Linked DNA regions of Homo sapiens: region 2 is linked to region 1. A link is an interaction called in ENCODE POLR2A ChIA-PET data of the cell type or tissue named here. Cell type or tissue: MCF 10A. All regions are shown on one strand. Links, peaks and the distances in the headings refer to the core of each region. The heading gives the core; the rest is flanking DNA. Region 1 overlaps GSN (gelsolin). Region 2 overlaps GSN (gelsolin).

The links. ChIA-PET counts read pairs that join two places held together with the same protein. Peaks named below come from ENCODE experiments on the same cell type or tissue, not always from the same donor. Only the 100,000 strongest peaks of a DNase experiment are listed, where the experiment ranks them.
Region 2: POLR2A ChIA-PET joins it to region 1 with 11 read pairs; 4 of 35 experiments call an interaction of 5 or more read pairs at or near these places.

What each region holds. Positions count from the first base shown.
Region 1 is chr9:121,271,219-121,280,806 of GRCh38, reverse strand. All of the region lies in intron 1 of GSN (gelsolin), which reads right to left. GSN-AS1 (GSN antisense RNA 1) reads left to right here. Exons shown (of 1, transcript NR_103560.1): 1 at 1-39. Among named protein-coding and RNA genes, the nearest start is that of GSN, 7.9 kb to the right of the region's middle. In MCF 10A, for the core only: a CTCF peak has its summit at 1,894 (motif pointing left); a DNase peak (open chromatin) is centred at 2,146.
Region 2 is chr9:121,328,688-121,337,505 of GRCh38, reverse strand. It overlaps GSN (gelsolin), which reads right to left. Exons shown (of 18, transcript NM_198252.3): 15 at 8,491-8,615; 16 at 8,191-8,268; 17 at 6,058-6,118; 18 at 4,664-5,072. The coding sequence ends at 4,903. Among named protein-coding and RNA genes, the nearest start is that of STOM, 37 kb to the left of the region's middle. In MCF 10A, for the core only: no CTCF peak of the experiment used is centred there; a DNase peak (open chromatin) is centred at 2,085.

The sequences.
Region 1 (9,588 bases), core at 219-4,218:
TAAACTGGGCCCTCACTTAACTGTGTAACTTGAGCAAGCTACATCACTTCTCGGAGTCTCAGTTGCCTTTGCTGTTCAAAGAGGGATAATATTAGAACCTACCATGAGATAAAACATGTTCAGGGTTTTGCACAAGGCATGTGTTTACTCTAATTATTACCCTGATTATTAATAATTAAATTTCTAAGTCTTTTGCCTGCAAATTGTATCTTTCTCATCCTGCACATGTGCGATTTGGGGACCCACCCTGTTGATATGTCATATTCGCAGCTCTGTACCTCAGCATCAGTCTATTATTGTTCTAATGCACTACTGCTGAGCAAGACTGCATTATCAGTGTCTGGTGATAGGACTTTCTCTCCCTCTAGGCTGTAAGCTCCTTGGAGGCAAGGATTCTGTCTGCTTCACCTCTAAAGCTTCAGCATGGCATGTGCCCTGCAAATGGCAGTGCCAGTGGACATATGCTAGATGAGTGGATGAAGGACCATCCCACATCAGCTCATCGTGGAGTATGCAGCTCAGTCCTCCCGCCTCTCAGGGACAACTTGGATCTTCACCGTTCTTCGCCACTAAGAATTCCAGTCATCTACATTCAGAGGGAAGCTGAGCAAACTGGCTCCTGCCCACACTGGAAAATTTCTCTGCCTAAACCAGCTTCCCTAAGCCGAGGGGAGAGTCCAAGATCCCGAAGATGGCAGGGCCGTGCAGGCTCCTGGGATTAAGACACAAACAAGCCCTGTTCTCAGGCTGACAGTAAATGGTTCAGACAGTCCTGATGACTTGTGCATTGTGACTGACACGGGACACAGCCACGGAAGTGGAGTCACGGTACCCAAAACCAGAGAGGTCAGAGGCCAGACACTTATCTGGGCTGCAGGACCTGGTGCCCACCTCTGTGGGTCTTTCTCAAAGACTATGGCAGAAACTTCCTGGTTCCAAGGGACAGACCAAAGCAGAGTTGGGTTCTGTTGTTTCTGCAAATGACTAATGACCTCCCGCACTCTGTCAACTCTGTGTGAGGATGAGCCTTTCGAATCCAGCCCCCCTTCTTTCTACACACCCCAAATTGCACTCTCATCCTCAGATGCACATGGTGGTGCTGCATTTGTTCCCAAGTACAATGTGCTCCTCCCCTACTGCACCTCATCTCGGCAAACAGCACTACCATCCACCATCCACCATCCACCCGGTGGACCAGTCCAGACACCAGGCCCTCACCCTCCTCAACACACCACTCACCCCTTTTGCTCTGTCACTCTCCCCTCCAGTGTATCACCATGTCTTGCTAGTTCAACCCCTGACTGCATCCAGAGTGTCCCCCCTTCTCCCCACCCCAATGCCAACATCTGGGTCCATAGCCCCATCACCTCTTGCCTGCATGACTGCAGAACCTTCCTAACTGATCCTCCTGCAACCTCTCCCTCCTACAATGCATCCTCCTTAGAGCAAGCCCAGACCATGCCACTCCTCTGCCCAGACCTACCATGGCTCCACTATGGCCCCAGATAAAGTCCAAGATCCTTAACAAATCTCTCCACATTCTTCATGACCTGTCCCCTTCAACTCCTTGAGCCTTGGCCCTCATGGCTTCCTGTCTTCCACTATACCCCACCAGGCTCCAGCCAGATGCAATGGCACTCTGTTCCTGAGTCCTCCGTGTAGTCTCCGTACAGACCTCCACACCCCCTAATCTGCCCGGTCACACTCTACTGTAATAGTCTATTTGCAAGTCAGCCTCCCCAATTGCTCCCATGTATCCCAGAGCCTGGCCTAGGGCTGGGACCACCGCAGCTCAAGATTTACCAAAGTAAGAAACTATGACTCCCATGCGTGCACACGTGTGTAACACATACGTGCACGTGCACACACACATTCACAGAGCCGGCAAAGAGTGCAGATGCTGCCATCTATGGGCAAGAAAAGCATTACACTCTCCCTGAGATTCAGACACACCCCAGGAGCTGAGTTTTCAAACTCAGCCAGGTTTAGAATTAGCCCCAGCTAACTCCAAGTTGGTCTGTTTTCCATTTTGGACCTTAAGGCTGCAGCAGCTTAAAAACAAGGTCAGCAAAACCACTGATTCTAGTCCACCACCCACACACTCCAGATGGAGCCATAAAGAGAAGGGTTTCATTCCAGCACTCACAATCCCAGCCTGGGGCTCTCACTACGTGCCTGTTTGCTGAATCACATCCTAGGACATAGGAACAGAAGACGCCTTCTAATAGTCTCAGCTGTGGAAAGGCCAGTCTTTGGGGAGAGAGCTCGCCCGATGAAAGTCTGCAAGCCACCATGGAACCCTGTCTGTCTAGCTGGCTAAAAAGGAGCTTTCTGCTCTGGAGGTGGGATGGGGGGATACTGGAGCAGAGTATTTTTCTCTCCTAAAAGACTGCTCCCAGTTCATTGGGAGGGCCTTCAGACCTGATGGGAGTAACATGATATCTGTCCATTAATGCCATAAGCGTTCAAATGGCCACCCCTAATAACAATAGTTATCATTTTCTGTGCACCTTCCAAGCGTTAAACTCTACAGGCATGTCTCATCATTGCAATAACTCTACCAGGCAGCAATCTTTGTCCTCATTTTGTGAAGCTAGGACACAAGCTCAGAGAGGTGAAGTAATGTGCTCAGGGTCACACAGCTAAGATGTCTGGGCAGTTCCCACCAACGCAGGCTGCCTCCCCTACGTCTTGACCTCACTATATTTCAAAGCTATAAGGCTGGGCCTCTTGCTGACTAGAAAAAAAAAAAAAAGAACATGCAAATCTTTGGGTACTCTAGATCATGGGTCAGCAAACTTTTTCTGTAAAAGGGCCAGACCGTAAATATTTTAGGCTCCATAGGCTACACACCCTCTCTGTTGCATATTCTTCCTTGTTTGTTTGTTATTGTTGTTTTTTAACAACACTTTAAAACTATAAAACCATTCTTAGCTCAGAGGCATACAAAAACAGACTGGGGCCTCCCCAGGACTGTAGTTTGCATCCATAAATACAGAAAGAATGTTTATAATCTCAAGTATAAAAACTTCTGGTGAAAGGGTTGATCAAATGCTAGCTGTATTTCTCCCCCTTCCAATGGCTTTCTACTGAGTCACTCTCTTTCCTAAAGAAGAACCTACTTTGCTACATAATTAAGCAGCAAAGTATTTTAAGGGCTGTTCAGATTCTAGAAACTCATAGCTGCAGATAAAATAGACAGATAAGTCAGATGTCAAAGACAAGACATTAAAAGATCTGGGCTCCAGGCTAGACCCTATTACTGTCACTGGGTCTTTAGCCCTGAACAAGGGACTTGCCTCTTAAGTCCCTTATCTCATAAGTATTGATTCTACACTAATAACAGATTGTTTTCAAATCTTGCAACTGAAAGTGTGATCCCTGGACCAGCTACATCAGCATCACTAGAAATGCAGAGCCTCAGGCCCCACCCCAGACTTGTGGAACCAGAATCTGCATTTTAACAAAAGCCCCAGGCGATCTTAGAATGCTCTAGAACATCTTTTTTGTCCAGCTGAAACACAGTTCATAAAATCTTTGTTAGCAATGAGGAGAGAAAGGGTCTAAAGACATCTTTCATGATGTCATGGTATTAAGTCTCTGACCTAACACATGTACCAGTGATTTCATAAAGCATTCCACTCTAGGACCAATTGACAGACCAAGATCTACCACTGGATCTTAAAATAAAACCTTAACCAGGTAGAAAGGAGACCTAGGGGAACAGGAAAATGTGTATTCCCCATATTATGGAGGGGTGGGGGCAGGGAATAGGTTAGAGAGAGAAATGACTTACCCAAGACCACACAACCAAGACAAACTAGGCGTATGACCACCACCAGGTTTCTTTCTTTCTTTTTTTTTTATTATACTTTAAGTTCTAGGGTACATGTGCACAACCTGCAGGTTTGTTACATATGTATACATGTGCCATGTTGGTGTGCTGCACTCATTAACTCGTCATTTACATTAGGTATATCTCCTAATACTATCCCTCCCCCCTCCTCCCACCCCACTACAGGACCCGACCACCACCAGGTTTCTTAATCTTCCTTAGTCAGGCCTTAGGTTTCATGAGAACTGAAATCATTTTGGTTTGGTAGAGCAGCAATCAGAGGGCTTGCTGTTGGCTTTGGGAAATTCACTTGCTCTCTCAGGGCACAAGTATCTGTAGCCATGAAGTGAGAGGGTAGAGCCAGGCGATTCCTAAAGCCCTGCTATAAAAGTCATGGTTTGGAAAGTTTTGAGATGAGGAGGCAGTCGGGGGGGTGCGCTATGCCAAGGGTCACCACAGTCACACCAAAGTCTCTGGGGGATGGGATCACAGAGCCAAGTCATTCGGTCCTTTGTGAGGAGGCTGAGGAGGGACCTGGCGTGGGCTCTAGCCATGCATCCCCTTGGGGCCACCTCAGCTGGTCACCACAGGCTGGCACGGATGCTAAGGATGTAGCCCATTTTACAGATGAGGAAAATAGGTCCTTGAGAGGGGCTAGGGCTTCTTACCAAAGCAAGGAATTCTTCCCTTCAACTGACAACAGTGCAAGGGTAGCCTGTATTAAGAAAACCTAACACATGAACACACAGATGTGTGCAAATGGTTGATTTGGGAATAATCAGGCTCTTTATAAATAGTGCATTATATTTTACCAACAGATTTGTTACAAAAAGGATTCATTCAGGGCTTTGATGGCAAGGCTCCCAATGCAATGCTTCTCACACTTGAATTCGCACACGAATTCCATGGGGATCTTGTGAAAATCCAGATTTGGATTCAGTAGACCCAAGGTGGGTAGGGTTGCCAGATAAAACATGAGATGCCCAGTTAAATCTAAATGTCAGAAAGACAATAAGATGTCTTGGTATAATTATGCCCCAAACATTCCAAGGGCCATACTCATGCTTAACTGGCACACTGTTTTTTATTTGCTAAATAAGGCAACCCTAAAGATGGAGTCTGAAATCCCACATTTCTGAAAAGCTCAAAGATGAAGCCTTAGTGCATTTAAAATGCAATTTAAATCTATGAAAACTATATTTTATGCAACCATGAATTTTATGGTCTCTTTTTTAAGACCACTGAACAGTCTAGGCAGGCATCTCCCACCTTCTAAAAGAGCATAGAAAGAATTCTGGCTGCCACTGGAACTGGGAACTTGCCTTCCAAGAGAAACAGGTACTGTGGTGGGAGGGGAGGTGGGAGGGGGATGGATACAGGCTAGCCCACAAAAGCCTGTTTTACCTCCGTTCTGAACGATACAGTTCCTTTGGACTACCAGTTCCTGAAGTGAAGCTCAGGACACCAAGAAACATGGCCGTTTCTTCTCTGAGTCCATGAAATGGGAAGGATCTGTCCCTACCTGCTTCCTTTCCAGGGCTCTTTGGAGTCAGATGAGATAATACAAATTCCCAGCATCCACATGATTGCACTGGCCAAGCATTGTGTTAGGTACTTTGTAGAATTCTGTGAAGTGGGTATTGAAGCCCTAACTGTATAGCTGAGAAAAATGAAACTCAGTGAGGTGATGTCCTCAAGGTCTTAGGGCAAGTGCAAAACATAAACCAGAAGGAGAACCAAGTTCTCTCCACTTCTTCGGCCTGGGATCTTAACTTGTTATGCTTTATTGCTGCTGAATTGTGCAAGTGTATTTGCCAAATGAATGAATGAAATGTAACGTTTCAGGAAAATGGTCGCTGTACTCTATTCTATAAAAGGACAGCTGAGCTTTTTATAACCAGCTTCAGATGCTCCTGAAGAATGCTGCCATTCTCACGGATGGCTGGTAGGAATAAGGACTACTGTAACCTTTATGAGCAGAAATTTGGCAAAATTTAGCATGACACAGATTATTTGCTTGGCCAAACTTTAGCCAGGCTTCTGAACCTTCTCCTAGGCCTACCTGTGCACTTCCTTGTAAAATCCAGTTTTAGCAAAAGAATCCTGCTAAGTCTGTTTAGCCAGAACCCCTCATCCTTGATATCTGATCAGGCTCCTCATCCTCCACCATGCCCCCACTGATGTTTGAATCACCCTGGTTTGTCTTCATCAATAATTTTGTTAGGTCGGTTTAGCAAGAATATCCCTTATTCCTGAGCTTCCTCTTAGTAATTTTCCATCCGCTGACCCCTACCCTGCTCTGCAGCTATCAATTCCCACTCGCCCATGCTGTATTAGGAGTTGAGCCCAAACTCTCTCCCTCACTGTAGGACCCTGTTGCAGTGGTCCCTATGCCCAAGGCAATGTTCCTGAATAAAGACTTCCTTACCGTGTTTTCACAAGTGTCACTGAATTTTTTTTTTAACAAGAAAAAGCTATAAAATGTGTCATTTTGACTCAGGAACTCCATTTCTAGGGCTCACTTCTAGGAAATAATAAAAGAAGAACACACAAAAAAAGTATGCACTAGGTTGTTCATTGCAGTATTGTTTATAAACTGCCTAAATGTTTCATAATTGAGGATTGTTAAGGGAACATGGTACAGGCACACCAAAGATAGAATAATAGTGAGTGATGAAAACTCGGGTGGGCATTTATTTCTACCATAACAAAAAAAAAGTAGGAGGCAAGACCCTTGTTTAAGGACTAAAGAGCCACTGACAATAACAGGGTACAGCCTAGTGCCCAGATCTTTTAATGTCTATATTCGATATCTGACTTATCTGTCGATTTCATCTGCTATGAGTTTCTAGAATCTGAACAGCTCTTGAAATACTTTGCTGCTTAATTATGGAGCAAAGTAGGGTCCTGTAGGAGAGAGAGACTCAGTAGAAAGCCATGGAAGGGGGAGAAATACAGCTAGCATTTGATCAACCTTTTCACCAGAAGTTTTTATACCCAAGATTATAAACATTATTCTCTCTGTATTTATGGATGCAAACTACAGCCCTGGGGAGCCCCAGTCTTGGTTCTTTGGGGGTGATCTTGGGCAAATCCTGTTTCTCTCAGCCTTTTTGTTAATAAATAAAAAGCATTATTTCATTTTTTAATCCCTAGGACTATTGGAATAAAAGATTTAAATTAGAATAAACATTTATCTACTTAGGTATAGTATGCTTTTAAAACTTTTAAAAATTAAATTTAAAAAGAATCCTTAATAACATGAGAAAAATACTTACGATATAATGTTGAGAAAAAACAGAAAGTCAGAACAGACAATTATAAATATAGGATAATTGTGTGGGGGTAAAAAAAAATGCACTGAAAATATCAGGAAGGAAGGGCACCCAGGTGTTGGCAGTGATTTTCTCTGGTTAGTTATGAACACTTCTTTTTTATATATATACTTTTTTATTTCCTAAATTTTCTATCACAAGTGTAATAGAAATAATAAGGGTGGGGGGAAAAGGTCCTTGGAGGTGGGGAGAAAAAAGTACATATGCCACCCACATCATCAACACACACCCAACAAGTTAACTAGTATTTACTTAGTACCCACCAAAACCCAGCTCAGCCACAGTCTCTGTAGCAGGGAAATTAAGGGCCAAGCCCCACCCTGAAGGCTCACATATGTAGAATATATATACTTTGCTTGGCAAATAAGCTTGGCTCTGATGATATTCTTATTGAGGTTGGAAAATAACAGGACTGTTTGCTTAGCCAGCTCAGCAGAATAAACGAATCCACTCCCACTGGTGCGACCCCTTCACTGGAGTTCCCTGCGAGGCTCCATGGCTTAAAGCCTTTCTGGATCACTCTTGGGAAGAGTCAATTTCAGGGATACTTTATAGCCCAGGAAGAAAACTGTTCTCATCCCTTAACCCAGGCACTGAATGCAAGAGGTGAAGAGGCTCCCCATGAGGCAGAGCAAGCAAGGGAGGAGGGAGGAGCAGGAGGGCCTGGGAAGGAACCTGACAGGCTGTGTGTGGGCCCTGGGGACCCCTGGGCAAAGGAGCTCACGTCTCCAGGCCTGAGTTTCCTCACTGGTAAAATGGGTCACATAATGACAACCCCAGGACTATTGTGAGACTCAAAGAAGAGAACGTAAGTCCTTTCATTTTTCTAAACTGAGCCTCAGTTTCCTCATCTGTAAAATGGAGTCACTATCTCTCCCCTCGTAGATCTGTTAAAAGATTAAAGCAGATAGTGAAAGCAAAAGGTGAACATACATAGTAAGTGTGTTACATATGGTGGCCCTTATTATTGTTGCTTGTAGAGCAGGGAATGGGATACATCAACAAATCCTAGGCCTCAACTCCCTTATCTGCAAAATGGGGCAATCAATTCAGTCCGAAAAGATTAAATTCAAGAACAGTAGCTGAATCACCAGTTGCACCACTGCGGGCTCACTTTGTGTCTCAGACATGCCGGACCCAAGTACATGTGGGGAGCACAAAGCCCTCCAACTCAGAGGCCATCAGAGCTGGGAAGGCTGACATTATGCTGTCCACCCTACAGTGCAGAATGGACACTGGGGCCCAGAGAAAGGCATGCATTAGCCCAAGTCACCCAGTACTTTGTCACTGGCAAAGCCAGGACCCAAGCCCAGGCCTTCAGCTGCCTACCCTTGCCCACAACACCCACTGCTTTTCTCTGCCCTATTCTTAAATTGCTGATGTGGTCCCAGGCAGGGCAGACGAGAGCAGGCATATGGCAGGGGAGGGACAGAGGGAAGGGGAAGCTGGCCAGCAGCAGGAACTGAGCCTGCCTGTGGTCTCCAACTTCACAAACCACATCAGGCTGAAATATGACACACGCTCACTCCGTTGAAAGCGAGGAGATATTTTTACTTAACATCCCCCGGCTGCCTAAACACTGGTCTCTTTTTTTCCCTTCCTCCCCAAAATGCATAACCCCTGGGACGTGCTTTTCTCTGCTTCTGCTGGCATTTTCTCAGGGAATAACCAAGGAGCAGGAGAGTGTCCAGTTTTCCTGGCTTCGCCAGATAGATTTCCAGAGCATAAGCTTGATTGATGAAAAGGGGGGACCAGTCCTGGCTGGGCTCTCACCTCACCACATGACCTTGCTGGGCAAGTCCTGTGTCCTTTTGGAGCCTGGATTCCCTGAAATGGAGGGGAGATTGACCTGCACTGAGGGTCCTGCGGATGGCACAGGAAAGCATGAGTTTACAAACAGCCCCGGGAGGCCCCTCCAGGCCTCTCTGCTGCAGGGCTGAGCTCTCCAAGCTCTGCACACCGACACCCACCCCTCATAAAAGCATAACAAACTCCCTTACCAGTTCTCCTAATACCAGGACTAGAAAGAATTTTCAAGAGAATGTTTAGTGCTGTCATTAATAGCTATGGCTCTGTCGTCAGACCTCTGGAATCCTTGCACCATCACCCAATAGCCACACAACCCGGGGCATGTTATTCAGCCTCGGACTCAGTTTCCTCATCTGTAAAAGAAGATACTAGTATCTACCTCAGAGGAATGGTTGCAAGGAATCAATAAAGTAATTAATGTTCCAGTGCTTGGTATATTAAAAGATAGCTTTTTTTGTCTTTTCTTTTTTTGTTTTGAGACAGTATTGTTCTGTCATCCAGGCTGGAGTGCAGTGGCGTGATTTCAGCTTACTGTAACCTCCGTCTCCAGGGTTTAAGCAATTCTCATACCTCAGCCTCCCAAGTAGCTAGGATTACAGGAGCATCCCA
Region 2 (8,818 bases), core at 67-4,066, 57 kb before region 1:
GCTTGTCTGTTTTTATTACCACTTTAAACATGGAATTTGAATCTAATATTTACAAAATCACAGAAGCACCTCATAGAATTCTACATATTTCTGTTTGAAAATCACTGCTCTGGAGTGCTTTCCTTGCTATAGCATCCACTTTATAATGTGACCTTGGATAAGTCATATGTTCTCTCAGCCTCATTTTCCTCACCTGTAAAACAGGGAGATTATAGTCCAGCTGTTTGGGTCTCAGACCTTTTGAGAATGTGTTGGAAGCTACAGAGCTTCGTCTGAAAACTGCACATAGTGTGCACAACACAAATTTGGATGCTTTGGGGGTACACTGGCCCCACTCCCAAACCTATCCAAAGACTTAAGAAATCCTGGGCTAGATCATGTCTAAGATCCAACTACACAGCTATGCAGTTACCTGAAGAGTTTTTACTTTATAGGAACCAAGAAGAAGGCAAAAGGAACCACGGTTGAATGCCAGCACTGTGCAAGACACTTTACACAGCTTTTTTCATGTCCATGCATAATCTCATTTGGCTGTGTTGACCAGGCCACAGGAAAATCTCCGGGGATATTAGTGATGATCTCTTCCTGTGATGTTGTTAACATCAGGTCTACAGCAGACCCAGGCTCAGATCAAGCTAGGATTTGCCTAAACCAGTCACACTGGCTAATAGGATACAGCCCCTTTCAATCTACCCTGTAGCCAGAAGAGTTTAGTGAGAAAGGAAATTGAAGCCGCTGTTAAAACTGTGGTTTTACAATAAACTCTAGAAACATAGTAATCATAATGCAGGCTGCAAATCTTCCCTAAAAGATTCCGGGGGAAAATGACTGGAAATTGAACAGTCTGAAAATTAATTACTGGATGCCACAGAACTGTAAGGAGCCATTACTTTTAATTTTCCGCATCTGGCCCCCAGAAGTCTCCAACAAAATGGCGGTCTACCCAGCATCCATTTATCTCCTCCCTCCTTCCTAGGAGCCATGACTTTGTTCAGATACCTCCCCCTGAGCGCTCTGACCTCAGGAGAAGAATTCACCCCCACCTGCTAGGATGAACCTAACTGGCCTATGAATAATTCCATCCTTCTAGCCCATGATTCCATCAGGAATGATTATGTGACCCAATATGGATTCTTGAGACCTGAGGAAAGGTTTTCCGTGGTCTTGGGAGCAGTTCCTCCTCCCTTTTCTGAAAACTTTTCTAGAAACAGTCCTCTTTTCCTCTGGGCATTGCTGTTCATGGGTGTGGAGCAACCAGAACACCTACAGATATTTTACTACCAGACTAGCAAGGGCCAAGAGAATGAGCAGGAAACTCAGGCCCACTACGTTTAGTCAACCATGAAGTCCCCCTCAACTCTGAACTGATTATGTATGAGAGCACATAAGTGTGCTTACAGTTTAATTTGGTTTGAGTTAGCCCTCCACTGCTTACAGCCAAAAACATCCTTTCTGATCCACAGTACATTGGGCCTTTGCCTCCGTGGTTGAATACTAGGTTCTGCTGTGGCCTAGGTGCTTTCATTATTTTTAACCATTTTCGAGCACTTACTATAGGCCAGACATTGTGCTAAGCATTACCTCCCTTAATCCTCATGAGAATTCTAAGTGGGGTGACACTGTTCTTATTCTCATTTTTCAGCTAAGGAAATGGCAAAGAACTTAAGATCACACTGCTAATGAGTGGTAGAGCTAGATTTGAACTGAGGTCTGACTCCAAAAGCCAGCTATTAGCCACTGTATTATACCACCTCCAGCTAGGTATTAATACAACATTACCATTTTGCAGGTGGGTAACTTGAGGCTCCAAAAGTTTAAGTATTATATCTATAATGCCTTGCACAAAGTAAGTACAAAATATCTGTTCAACTGAATTGCCCAAGATTGGACACAAGATCCAAGCCTAGCGTTGTCCCTCTGGCATCTGTCTCATTATTTCACGATGATTTTTCCATTGTAGGAGACGATGACGTCTGCAACTTTAGAAAGATAAAATGTGCGGTTGAAGTGATAGTGCTCCTGATTGGCTTTTCTGCCTTTGAGAGAAAAATAAGAAGGCAGCATCTCAGTGGCCCCAGGCTATTTTCTTTCTCAGAGCATTGCACAACTCTCTTTTGAGGCCACAGCCATACCCTTGAATGCTGGTATAAACTGAAATGAAGAATTAATGGGCAGGTCTACCTGAAATTTTACCTCCCACTAATTTCTAGGAAGTAAGCTAGCTCTGTCTAGACAGGCCTCTACCTGCCTCTCGTGAAAGCCCTAGAAGCTTTGGGTGGTAAATGCCACTTCTGTACCAGGACTTTGTCAAGTTGATTGCTTTGACCATGAAAGCAAACCTTTGGGGGTAGGCAAGGCAAGCGTTATGGGATCAAGTCCAAACCCTTGGTATGGCATTCAAAGCCCCAGCCTGCTTCTCAGCTCAGAGGCCTGCCACTCCAGGCTGCTGTCTGTCCCTGAGCACGCTGTTCCCCTCACAGCCCCCTGCCTGTACTAGCTGCACCCTCTGCCTGAAAGTGACTTCATCTTCCCTCCACGTTTCATCCAGAAAATTTCTTCTCCACTACCCTCGACACTTCTGCGATGAATCAGAATCTCTGGAGGAATGGCCCTTGGGGAATCCATGCTTTTAAAAAGTTCCCTGGGCAATTTGGGTGATCAGCCAGCTTTGGAGACAACAGTGTAAACACACACACACACACACACACACACACACACACACACACACACACAAACACACAGCCTGCCCATCATTTAAGCCCTCATGCTGGTTTCTGTTCTTTTACAGTCATATGCTTGCGAGCTTTCACATCATAACTCAATGGGGATGGAGTGGTGGTGGGAGGTGACACAGAACAAGACGGGGGGAAAACAAGGTGAGAAGAGACCAAAAGGACAGAGCGGGAGGACTGGGGAATGTCCTCCAGCAGGTTTCTTGGACTGGTTTAGTCTCCCAGGAGAAAAGATTATGAAACAACATAGAAATATCCAAGAGGGACTGTGTGACATGCTGAGCATGAGTGGAGAGTCAGGACCCAGGGGACCAAGAAGGCACAGAAGAGTCCCTTTCCCATACCCTGAAGACCGCAAACTTTGAGAGCATCCGGGGGCAGCTCTTGTGCTGGCAGCTGCTGCAGTTATTTCTCCACATAGCTTTGGGGCAGCAGAATGAATCTGTGGGAAACAGAGGCAGCAGGGAAGGTCCAAGCAGCTGCTACAGGATGTGGCAGCTATGAGGATGCACCCTGCCCGCTTTCTACTGCAGGGCATATAATTGATAAGGGCTCCGACTGCTGGCTTTGAACTTCATCCCACATGTGTCCCAAGGCCAGGCCTCCCAAAGACTGAGTGCAGGGGGCAGATAAGGCACGCCTGCTTACAAGAGACACACAATTCCTTTGCTGGCTGACTTTGACTCTGGCTCAAGAACACTTTGAATTGAACAGATGCTCATGTTCATAGCAGCCTTATGCACAATAGCCAAAAGGCACAAATAACAAAGAGTCCATTGATGGCTGAATAAACCAGATGTGGTATAGACATGCAGTAGAATATTACTCAGCCACAAAAAGGAGTGAAAAGTTGATATATGCTACAACACAGATGAGTCTTGAAAACATTCTGCTAAGTGAAATAAGCCACACACAGAGGACAAATGTTGTATGATTCCACTTATATGAGGTCCCTGGAATAGTCAAATTCTGAGACTGAAAGTAAAATACAGGTTACCAGGGGCTGGCGAATAGGGAAGAATGGGGAATTGGTATTTAATGGGCAGAGCATTTATATTGGGGATTATCAAAAAGTTTTGGGTACAGAGAGTGGTGATGGCTACATAACACTGTATATGCAATGTTACTGAAATACATACAAGTGGTTAAAATAAATACTGTGTTACGTACAGTTTGCCACAATAAAAAACAACAAAAATGGGACTATACCATTAAATTTAAAAAGAACACTGAATTTGGCTTTGGGACTGCCGACAAGCTTTGCCAAATCTTCCTGGATTAAATAAATGACCACTAAGACACTTCCGCACAACCTTCTCTCCCTTTTTTCTCCACCTAGGGTCAGACTTGCGTCGAGGGTCTGATGGCTCTCCCAGTCTTCCTTGGTTCCCCACCTATTTCCTTTCTTTTGAGACAGAATCTCGCTCTGTCACCCAGGCTGGAGTGCAATGGTGCAATCTCAGCTCACTGCAACATCCGCCTCCTGGGTTCAAGAGATTCTCCTGTCTCAGCCTCCCGAGTAGGTGGGATTACAGGCATGTGCCACCACGCCTGGCTAATTTTTTATTTTTAGTAGAGGCAGGCTTTCACCATGTTGGCCAGGCTGGTCTCGAACTCCTGATCTCAGGTGATCTGCCTGCCTCGGTCTCCCAAAGTGTCGGGATTACATGTGTGAGCCACCGTACCCGGCCCCTCCTTATTTCCTTTAGCATAGGTATCCCCCAGGACAATCTACACACCTCTCAACTCACTGTGGCATCGCCTCTCAGGGCACCAGGATTCACGCACAGGGTGGATGTAGCCTTTCTACTAGTTTACAGGCAAATGCTAGGCACCTCTCTGGCCATTCTCAGAATTACCAGGGACACAGGCAGAGAAGACGCCGGCTCTCACTGTCAGATGGGCACAAGGAAACGAGCCACACTAGAGTACACACTTCAAAATGTTTTTATTGGATTTAATTTCCCAAACACTGACATTTTAGACAATTTTGCAAGGACTCTGAATTTTTGCAGGGCTATTTTTGGATACTGTAAAAAAAAAAAAAAGAAACAACACACACACACACACACACTCATAGCAGAGCTGCTCTGCTCGCTCTAAGGCCTCTTTGAGGGAAGGACAGTTCCAAAAGGCACTGACCGGTGACATGGGTGGGCCCTGCCCCTCCTCAGGCAGCCAGCTCAGCCATGGCCCTGTCCAAGGGGTCCACAGACCAGTAATCATCATCCCAGCCAAGGAACCAGCCCACAAAGGAGGGAGGCTCAAAGCCTTGCTTCACCACGGTGATGGGCGTCCGCCGATCCCGATTGGCTGGGTCCGTCTCGATGTACCGCTTAGCTGCAGACACACGTGCAAGAAAAGGAAACCCCAGGAATTCTTAGTGCCTCCCACACCAGGGAGAGGGTGACTCAGGACAGGAGTTGACAAAGAAGAGGGTCTATGGTCCTACTGTCCCTACTGCCCACCCCCTGCCCTGGGCACCATCCTCCTTTAAAGGCATGATACCCACGTGGGCTCTCCACCACCCTGCTCAGGAACACAGGAAGGAACAGGGCTACGGCTTAATCTCCTGCTTCATAAAGCTTATTACTTTCCCTTGCAGTCCCCTACTGGAAGATATGGGAACCAACTTTTGGGTTCCCAGCTCACAAATCAGATCTATTCAGCTGCCAAGAATCTGCTTTGCAACATCTTTTTCTTTTTTTTTTTCATTTTGAGACACCATCTCATTCTGTCACCCAGGCTACAGTATAGTGGTGCGATCATGGCTCACAGCAGCCGTGAACTCCTGGGCTCAAGCAATCCTCTGACCTCAACCTCCTGAGTAGCTGGGACCACGGGTGTACACCAACACGCCTGGCTAATTTTTTTGTATTTTTTCTAGAGATGAGGTTTCACTATGTTGCCCGGGCTGCTTTCAAACTCCTGGGCTCAAGTGATCCTCCTGCCTTGGCCTCCCAAAATGCTGGGATTACATGCATGAGTCACCATGCCTGGCCTGCTTTGCCACATCTAAACCTTGACAAGTTCAGCTTCTGAGTATTCTGGGAACTTGAAGTGACTTCTCATCTGTCCCTTCCTTCTCCTGGAACAGAGGAGAGCCTTCTTTGAGAAGCCTCAGGGTTTCTGAAGGAACTGATGTGTTCTTCACTATCCCAGGCAGGATTTATGAGGGGCTGGCCCACAGAGGAGGAAGTCCCCACCCTATCTTGTCCATCAGTCCCCTGGAAAGATGCTCATTCCCAGACCTGTACAGGAGCCACTCCCAGCACCCCACAAGCAACGGACCCCTCCCCCCGCCCCCAGGCACTCGGGTCCTCACCAGAAGTCAAGGCTTCTGTCTTTTCTTCTTCTTGAGAATCCTTTCCAACCCAGACAAAGACCTGGAGGTGAGATGCAACAGGAAAGGTACATGAGGAGTGCTGATCAAATTCACGGCTGGAGGAAGACTGGGGAGGGGCCAGGTATCAGACCAGACAAAGCCCTCCCCTTTCTAACAGAGCCCATGAACTAAGACTGGAAGGATTTGGAACAGAGGTTGAAAACTGGCAACCTACAAACATGTTTTGTTTGCTCACCCACCACCTTGTGTTAGCCAACAATGTCTTTTTAAACCGTTATGACATAAAAATCTAGATTTCCAACTTCTCTTTAAAAATTGGAGGATCTAGCAGCCTGGGCCTTCAAACCTCACTTGAGTCAAGCTGCGCAGGAGCTGCCCCTTTGAGATGAGCAGTTCTAGTTTGCCTCAGACTCCACTGCTCCTTCACGTCTCCCCAGCCCAGCCTGCTTCATTCGCTAACATTGCCAACCAGGTACCATCAGGCATTGAGTTTGAGATTCTTCTCTAAAGGTCCATGAGTTATCTCTTGAACAGCATTCACTCGTTCAACAAATGAGTGGCCAAACATATTCTCACCCATTTATTTATCCAACAAATATGCACCGAGAGTCTACTATGTGCCGGTCTGTGTGCATCTTTGTCAAAATGGGCCTAAGGCTTGGAATAAAAATAACTCACCCACCACTATCACCATTTTGAGTCTTGTTACAAGTTCTATTACACATTATTTAGCTGATTTTTATGTATCATCTATTTTTATGCATATCTAAAATATTACTTCAAAGAGCACCTATCATTGATAAAATGGCATTAGACAATAAAATGTCAGACTTCATTTTTCTCACTTTTTTTTGAGACGGAGTCTCACTCTGTCACCCAGGCTGGAGTGCAGTGGCATGATCTCAGCTCACTGCAACCTCCGCCTCCTGGGTTCAAGTGATTCTTCTGCCTCGACCTCCCAAGTAGGTGGGATTATAAGCACCCACCACCAAGCCTGGCTAATTGTTTTGTATTTTTAGTAGAGATGGGGTTTCACCATGTTGGCCAGGCTGGTCTTGAACTCCTGACCTCAAGTGATCTGCCCACCTCAGCCTCTCAAAGTGCTGGGTTTACAAGTGTGAGCCAACATGTCTGGCCCTCTCTTACTTATTTATAAATGTGTTCCCAACTAAAGTGGAAGCCCCTCGAAGGCAGGCATTCTATTTTGCTCATCATAGGATTCTCAGCACTCAGCATTTTGCCTGCAAGACCATGGTGCTGAATAAATGTTGGCTGACTGAATCCCTAACAGATGAACAAACAGATTAAGTAGCCAATGGATCAATCAATGACAACTGCTGAATGGCTCAAGCTGCAATCATTTTTGGTCCCGATCTTCCAACTGGGGATTCCGAGCATCCCTGTGGGTAGTGTAGAGTCTTATGCCTTCGTGGCCAGCTGCTCCGTAACTCTGAGGACTCTGGGAGAAGCCACCTTGATAGGAAAGGTGACTGACCTGACACCCCTGTGAGAACGTAAGCCCTGGGAGAGCAGGAAAATGCCTACTTTATTCATTGCTCTATCCCAGCATCTCAAACATAAAGCACCTGGCACAAAGCAGTGCCCAATTAATATTGGTTGAGTAAGTGAATGGCATCTTCCCCTGCCAAGTCCTACATAATGGCCTTCTCTAGGAGATGAAGTGGAGACAGAGCCCAGAGCCCTCAAACCAGAAGCAGGAGCCCTCTAGAGCCTCTAGGTGACACTGGACAGTTTATGCCTGCAAACAAGATGCTGCTAAGTTCAACTTCCTCTGCCAACAGATTTAAAGGAAGAGTTCACGCTCCTGCAAGGTCTGGGAGAGAATGATGAAGGTCATGTGATTTGCCTTTATAGGGCGTTTTGCAGCTTTCAAGGTGAGTGTATCTGCAAGGGAGGTACCGCCACTCCCAGTTTACAGATGAGGAAATGGAAGCTCAGAAAGAAGAAGTGACTTCCAGTACCCTTAGAGACTTTTCTGGCAACACCTGGCACTGCCCCCTTTAGGTCCTTCTAGCAACTGATCATAGAACTGGAAGTCTAGTTTCTCCCACTCCCTCTGGCACAGAGAGCCTTCACCTGTCCTTCACCCACCTGGTCCCAGGTGTCCAGAAGCATGACGTCATCCGTTGCCAGGTCTTCCTGCATGAGCTCACCAGGAACCTCTTCGATCTGGGAAGGAACGAAAGAGCATCAGTGAGATGTCTTCCCTCCCCTGGGTGGCCTTCCTTTATCTGCCCCCTGAGGGAGTGGCACAGCTGGCTGCAGCTGGCAGGGGGCCCCTTCCTCTGTGCCACACCATCAGAACTGTTTCTCCTGCCCCTGCTGCCGGCCAGTCCTGTGGAACTCGCCTCCCGAGGGGAAAGCAGAGGTGTGACCTCCGCAGGGGCTCACCACAAAACGTCCAATCTTGTTGGAGCAGGCAAAGAGGCGAGGAGGATGGGCATCCATCTTCTTGTCCTTCAGCCGTGGGGATGTGCGGTAGGCAGCCTTCCCGCCCAGGGCCTCCCAGAAGCCATCTGTGAGGGGAGGCCACGCCAGTTGCCAAGGGACGCCATCACCCCTCTCTCCCATCTCATCGGACCCTGGGACCAGCCCTGCCCAAGCGCAACCAACTGCTCTCCCTCTCCTCCCTCCATCCTAAAAATCCCAGGAGATCCAGAGGGAAGAGGCCTGAGGGAATTGGAAGGTGACGAAATAGAGGCCCAGAGAGGGCAGACTT